3 separate regions of the Homo sapiens genome follow, and regions 2 and 3 are each linked to region 1. Evidence: chromatin loops called from intact Hi-C (ENCODE). Cell type or tissue: GM12878. All regions are shown on one strand.

Region 1 (2,500 bases):
TAATAAACAGTAACCATTCAAAATCAGTTAATTGTATTTTATCAAAAGTGAAACAGGAAGAAATGAATAGCTTTTGTTGCAATTTATCAAGGAAAGCTTTTTTAAAGTAAAAATGTTTTTCTTTTTTTTTCCAGAAAGACTGTATACTGTCATGAAAAAAGTGTTTGGATCTTAAGCACCACGGTCACAGTATAGGGAAAAGACAATGTAGTATTTTTTGCCTTCTTCTTAATCACCTGTGGACTATGAAACTGGATAAAGAAGTTTATTCTAAAGTTTATACTTTATTCTACAGTAAGAGAATTCTCCTGTTTCTTATGAAAAGCTATGATGAAGTAACTAAGAAATCAAGAAAATTACTCATTTACTAAATTGAGTTATCAGTCACACACTTAAATCCTAATGTTTTAAAAAATGATGCTCATTAGGAGGTAACATTTTCACCACTTAATTTTTCACCACTTAGGCCGGGCGCGGTGGCTCAAGCCTGTCATCCTAGCACTTTGGGAGGCCGAGGTGGGTGGATCACCTGAGGTCAGGAGTTCGAGACCAGCCTGACCAACATGGAGAATTCTACCCCATCTCTACTAAAAGTACTAAAATTAGCCGGGTGTGGTGGAGCACACCTTTAGTCCCAGCTACTTGGGAGGCTGAGGCAGAAGAATTGCTTGAACCCGGGAGGTGGAGGTTGCAGTGAGCCAAGATTGCGCCACTGCACTCCATCCTGGGTGACAGAATGATACTCCATTTCAAAAAAAAAAAAAAAATTCACCACTTAAAAATATTTATTAGGTACTCTTTTGCGGTTTCTGTCAATATTTGTCTGCTCTTGTGTGCTTTCCTTTGGAATTCTAGTAAGCATACCTTTTCATGATAATTAAGAAAGTATACACACACAATTCATTGTAAATTTATCGCTGAATGCATACTCTGGGTACAGTATAAATTTCTTTCCAGGTTATCAAACAGCACCATCTAGTGTTCCTATTTAACAGTTGCAAAACAAACTGAAAATTCTTTGTGTGGTCTGGCTGCCCATCAGAATCAATTGCCTATTTTGAAAAAACAGAGATGCCTCTTGCATCTCCCCTCCCATGCCTGTTAAAAAGCATGAGGATAGGGCCTGGAAAATTGTATTTAAAAAGAAAAACAATCCCGGTTTGACACATAGTCAGAATCAAGAACTACTGATTTGGTAAATATACTTTTGTAGAACTATAGAGTCAAACTTGTTTATGCTGTTTAACATAAGTACTTTAGATAGCACTATATCATAAAAATTGAGGTTACTGAAGAAAAATGAAAACTGGGTAGATGAGAAAGGCAGCAAAAATGGGAGTATGTACATGGATGTAATATGTGTGTGTGTTTATGTGTAAGTATGCAGGAAGTGTGTTATTAGAAAATATAATGTATCTATAGTTATCAACTATAAGGAAGAATAATTCATTTATTTGCACGTTTGTACATGAAAATTTATTAAGCTGACTCTTGCCTGATGACTGAGTCATATGTCACTTTAAAACTTAGTGTTTTACTATTAAGCTCATAAAACCAACTATATGTCAAGCATTGAAAGATAGTACATTTAGATATTCTTTAAAAAACGGTTATAAACTTATGGAATATAAAAGTTTGAGAGTTTAAAGAGGTTTATTTTAATCAGGGGAGTTGCTTTTCATAAAAAGCAATAAACTGTATTGTGAAATATAAAATTGCATTCAAAATTATATTTAGGTATAATAAAGGACAGCTCTTGGGCCAAAATATCACCATACTATTAATGATGATTATGCTTCTTAAATATATTTCAAAACTGATTTGCTCATGTTCTTAACTTCTTAACTTTCTAATCCTCATTTTAAAAGTTTTTGCCCTAAGCAAACAGAATTCAAGTGAGGAATGTGGCTACTTTCTGATTTTAAAATGAACATTTATATTTTATGGATAGAGAAATAATTCCACATAAATCTCAAGAAACACAATTTCCTAGTAAGAAGACATGCCTTACACAACTCCTTAAGGATGTCAAGAAAGTAATGAAACAAGGTAAATGAAACATTCAATAGCTAAAAAAAAAATTTTAAATATACCTATTTTCCACATTTCACACATTTGTTTTAGAATTGGACCTACACCAATTAAAGAAAAGGCAGACAGGAGATATTCTTTCACAGAGATTAGAGACTTAATAATATTTCCCTCAACAAGATAGCAAATTGAGAATTCAGAATTGCAGCTGAACTGTGAAAAGGTCTGTGGAATGGTCTACCAGACATCTGACCTGGGAATGCTGGATATATAAATGAACATTGTAAAACCATTTTTGTCAAAATGTCTTGATCTATAATATTTCCAAAACAGATGACTTATAATTTTTAAAATATGCAACACGCTTGACTTAGCCACATGAAACCATACTTACTTCCCCCATGTTATTTTTTAAAAAGTGAGCCATCTGAAGAATCCACTAAAAAAATGAAAGCATTAAACATTTTAC
Region 2 (2,500 bases), 1.6 Mb before region 1:
TATCCCATAGTTTATGGGAGTCACACAGTAAAAATGCTTTGTGATTACAAAAATTTTTTTCTGTTTTCTTTTACAAAAGGTACAAGCCCAGTTAAGAAGTTTAAACATGAATTATATATAGAAAAATGTGAATATTACTCATTAAAATGACAACTTCTGTACCTTTTTATTTTTGGTTTTAAATTACACCACTAATCCAAATACTGTAAGGAATAACTGGTTTATAAAAGGTGATTAAGTTAGGAGTGACAGACACTTACCTTTTAAATAAAAAAGTCAGATCCTTAATATATCACAGGGTCCTAATTTATAAGGTCATCCTCTTTTAGCAGTCTGCCCATCTCAATTGTCTCCTGGGTTTTCTTAATATTTTGAGGACACAACAATGCTATTATTTTAGGTGTGGTAGCACTGGTGGAAAAATAGGGAAGCATTTCATATTGATGATGCAATGCTTTCCTTTATCCTGACATTCTTATCTTTGAATAGGAAAGAGGTAATGTGTTCACTATGTAAATTAATTATAAGCCTTTTTTTGCTCTGTAAAAAGGGGGAATATTAAGGTTTTAGATAGTAATTGTTCTTTGACTCTGGACATGAGTCTTTGGAGAAATTCTCTTTGGTAAATGCAGTTCACTCACACGCAGTGAAAACAGCCATCAAAAGCTTTCATAAAGAGGCTGATAGTATGGAGTAATAACTACTTTGAAGGGCGTTGGGGGAATTATTCAGAGGTTCTGCAAAGTGGTTTGGAGACGAAAAGTGCAATATAAATGCTAAGTAGCCCCATATTTTTCTGGGAAGAGGTGCAGTAAATGTAATCATGGCTCTGCTCAAGCTGAGAAGCCTGATGGCCACCTCTACGCTCATATTTAATGTTGATGAAATCGCTGACACAACTTCCAACAGAGGATCTCTTTCTTCCCCCCTCACTATCATGTAAATAATTTCCACAAAAGTCAGAGCAATTCCTGCTTATGAAAGCTTTACACAATTCCCAGAATTGTGAAGGAAAAAAAAAGCAGGCATATGGTATTTATATAGTGGGTACTCAGTAAATATTTGTTTATTTTATTTTACTTTATTTTATTTTATTTTACCATTGCTTTTTAGGTGCCCTTTACACGTGTGCTTTTGAATTCCCCTAACATGATATCAGCACTAGATGGCGCTATGTTACCGTGAAGACTGCCAGGGTGGTGGTGGTGGTGGGGTGAATCTCTAATGTTGTAATTAGCCAACAATGCAGATAAGCAGAGGTTTAATTTAAGTCATTTCCCCCCTCATTATACTTTATAAGAAATCATGACCTTTTTATTTTGGAGGGGGTACAGGGACTTACTGTATTATTTTATCTCAGCATAAGCAAATTCAATTTGCTTTAATTCTCACTTTGAAGGAGAGAATGTCAGGCTGCCTCCTGCTCTGTTTCACAGTGTGTGGCATTGGTAATGAGCTCTGACAGCACTCCTCCTGCCGCTAACTGTGTCACATGAGCCGTCGGAAGGTGACTTGAGATGTGAAGAAATGAAGGTGCGTAATTGATTCTCACAATGAGAACATGCTTTCTAGTCCTTTGAAATTCCCCTAATGGGCTAAAATGTTATGTTCCTTTTCCCTCTAAAAACAGTTTGTAATGATTCAAATGGTCAATGATTTTGAAAATAATTGAACAGCTAAGCCTTAAAGTACTGTATACAAGCAAATTTTAGCAGAGGAGAGCACTGGCTTCCACTGTGACTAGAATTATCTTTGTGGGGACAGAGAATATTCCTCCCAGCCTCCCATCTTTTATAGATGTGAGGTGACATGGTGTTTTAGTGTGTTAATGCATGTTTCTATCTGTTTGGTGTTGAAAACCTTCAAAGGCGATTAACTCCCTTACAGAAGCTGAGAGGGAAGGAAATGAGTCCTTCACCAGGATATAGGCCTCTGAATGGTGGCGTTACTATAATGATATACATGCTTATGTATCTCTGTATCTCTACATACTTTAAGTCATATTTGATTAAGACAGTCTGCGGCTACTCAAAAAGAAAATTGGGAAGGAGAAATTGTAGAAAGGCAGCCGGAGAAGCTACTAAAGAGAATAGAAATAGCTTGATCCAAGAAAATGAAAGAGGCTAAGGTATAAACTAACCCTGCTGTTTCCAAACTACGTGCTGGGACACCCCAAGGTGCTGCAGCCAACTCACAGAGAGGCCCCAGGATATTTTGAGTTTTTGAAGGAAATGGAGCAGCGTCTACCAGAAACCAAGCAAATGACTTTAGAGTTTTCATACTAAATTACACTACATTCCTACAGTCCTAGGTGACATCATATTTTTGCAAAGCTAGGTTTTTGGAGGTTGATGGGATAAAAAGCAAGTAGTATGCAAAAATGAACAGGAATAGTTAACAAGGATGGCAGTGTCCAGTCTCATTCCAATGATGGAGAGGCTGTGCAGGGCCTAAGGGACACACATGCCCCATTTGTAAGTAATTGTGGTTATTTAAGACT
Region 3 (2,500 bases), 440 kb before region 1:
CCAAGGGGCTAGTTTCTCATTCCTATATAATTCTTTACTCATAATTCTATCTTTTGTCTTTCTTTGAAAGATGTTTTTTTTTTCTGAAACAATCCCACCATGGTTAACAGATGCCACTGTGTACACAAACATCTCAGTCCTCAAAGTTATAGGAAGATCAGTATTCTGTCTTCTTGAGAAATGCTTTCCCCTCAGCCCAACAGTATATTTCTGTTGTCATGCAAAACCCAGTCTAATCAACCTAAGACAAACATATGGAAAAATACATCATAGATTTCCAGATGAATTCTTGCATTTTATCTGGAATCAATCTATGTAACAAATATAAGTGTTGATATTTTTATAAAGACTATGTTCACCATGAACTACAAAGAAAAAGGAGTTCTAAAAGGCATGAATCCATGCATTCATATCCAGGAATTATTTCCACATTTAGCAACTACTTCTCCCATGCAAAGATTTTACCAAATCATTGTCTAAAATTGTCTCTTTTTGTTCTACAAAGAAAAGTGGATTCCCACCTTAAAGTTGCTTGGTGGGAATTTGCCTCAATTCAGTTCCTATTCTCCATTTCCTTTAATATTCTCCTCACCTCTCTAACAGGACACTGGAAAAGGAAAACAATACTGTTTGGGCCAATAGCATTGAAAAAAAGAGTTGTAAAATGATTACTTAATATGGACAGTTCAAGTGAAAGAAGTGGAGACTCTTGCATTTTTGAACTGCTTTTCATTTCTCATTATACATGACCTACTTCAATCAGCTTCGACCTTTGAAATTTTGTTCCCTAACACAGCTAAAATAAGGTCTCTTCCTTTTTCTCTCTCCTTCTCTGCAGCCCTGTTAGATAAAGTCTCACTTTGGGTTGCTGTCCAAGAAGTTCTTAGTTAATTGCATGTAATTATGCTGCATCCTACTTTCAAATGCTAGAGCAATTTCTTGTATCCTTGTAATACAATATGACTGAAAGCTCCAATAGTTGTAGCGTCCCAGTGAGTGGCTCCCTTCCCTTCTGAGGGTTTTATAATGCCAGAGGACTTTGCTGAGTGGCAGTGATCTTTAAGTATAAGGCAAGACATTGAGATAAATTAGTAATAGCAGCTACTGACAGTGTTCCCTTGGGCCCTGCTCAGGTCTTTGCCAAGGGGCCACATCACTAAGCCAGTGACACTCCTCCTTCAGACGTTAAAGATAAATAAATGATCAGGTCAGTCAGCTGGCAGCTGGCATGTTCATCCTATCTGGTAGGAAGATTTTTATTGTAATGCAAACTTCAAAATTAAAAAAACAAAATGTCATCTGGGGCCAGAGTCGATTTTTTGGAATTTCTTGCGTTCATTGTGTTGTATTGTCTTTAGAGTAAGTCTACTTTTATTTTAAGAGGTATAGTGCCTTCTAGCGGACTGGAAATTCTCTTCAGCTAGTTCAAACCTTACATAGCTGGAGACTCAAGCATATCCTGATACTCATCACACTAAGCAAAGCAATCTCAGGTCATTTAGAAGAATTTTGATTTGTATCTGTATTTTGGCTGAGAGGCAAAGGGAAATCTATTGATGTTTGGGCACTTTAATTTTTTTAAAAACCTAAGCAAGAACTTAATAATCAAAAATCATTCTGTCTCGCTTGTAGAATCCTGAGTTCAGGAAAGAGACATTATATCATACTCATCCCAAAAACTCAGTAGTTTGTTGCTGAGACATTGTTATCCCTTTGGAAGTCAGGATTGCCAGTTCAGCGCTTGGGAAGTCATTTAATTTCTCCAGGTAAGTTCCTCTAGCCTGCAATTAGAGGACACTGACAGTAGGTGGAGATTTTTTTTTTTTTTTTTTTTGTGGAGACAAGAGTCTCGCTCTGTCACCCAGGCTGGAGTGCAGTGGCGCAATCTTGGCTCACTGCAACCTCCTCCTTCCGGGTTCAAGCAATTCTCTTGCCTCAGCCTCCTGGGTAGCTGGGATTACAGGTGCCCACCACCACACTCGGCTAATTTTTATATTTTTAGTAGAGACAGGATTTCACCATCTTGGCCAGGCTGGTCTGGAACTCCTGACCTCGTGATCCACCCGCCTCAGGCTCCCTAAGTGCTGGGATTACAGGCGTGAGCCACTGCACCCGGCCAAAATCCTCCCTTTCAATTGGAGTCCCTCCTCCAAATTCCTCCTATGTAGACATTCTGGAGCCTCTTACAAAATATCTGCATTTTCTGTTGATTGGTATTTTATTAATAGAGATGCTCCCTAGCATTAGATAAAATATTTTTCCTCACAGAGTCTTATTTTGCTAATTTGTAAAACAGGAATAATTCATTCATGTGTTCAACAAATTAATGGAGTAGCACCACATGCCAGGTACCAGGCAAGTCACTGAGGAATGAAAGCCAAGTCACCTGCAGTAAGAGCTTTCCTAGGAACTCACAATTGGGGATGACAATACCAGCCTTATAGAAGTGTCTTTAAAACTAAATAGAGAAAACTGTGTGAAAAATGTTACACACTCAGCC

The links. Peaks named below come from ENCODE experiments on the same cell type or tissue, not always from the same donor. Only the 100,000 strongest peaks of a DNase experiment are listed, where the experiment ranks them.
Region 2: a loop joins it to region 1, with 7 times the contacts of the local background. A loop is called at or near these places in 12 of 110 quality-filtered maps.
Region 3: it touches region 1 in a loop (5-fold over the local background); 5 of 110 quality-filtered maps call a loop at or near these places.

Annotation. Positions count from the first base shown.
Region 1 is chr5:115,245,605-115,248,104 of GRCh38, forward strand. All of the region lies in intron 2 of PGGT1B (protein geranylgeranyltransferase type I subunit beta), which reads right to left. Among named protein-coding and RNA genes, the nearest start is that of PGGT1B, 16 kb to the right of the region's middle. In GM12878, a CTCF peak has its summit at 973 (motif pointing left); a DNase peak (open chromatin) is centred at 959.
Region 2 is chr5:113,677,952-113,680,451 of GRCh38, forward strand. The region is part of intron 1 of LOC107986441 (a long non-coding RNA gene); the gene reads left to right. Among named protein-coding and RNA genes, the nearest start is that of YTHDC2, 170 kb to the left of the region's middle. In GM12878, a CTCF peak has its summit at 1,166 (motif pointing right); a DNase peak (open chromatin) is centred at 1,187.
Region 3 is chr5:114,802,124-114,804,623 of GRCh38, forward strand. No RefSeq gene overlaps it. Among named protein-coding and RNA genes, the nearest start is that of LINC01957, 230 kb to the left of the region's middle. In GM12878, a CTCF peak has its summit at 1,414 (motif pointing left); no DNase peak of the experiment used is centred here.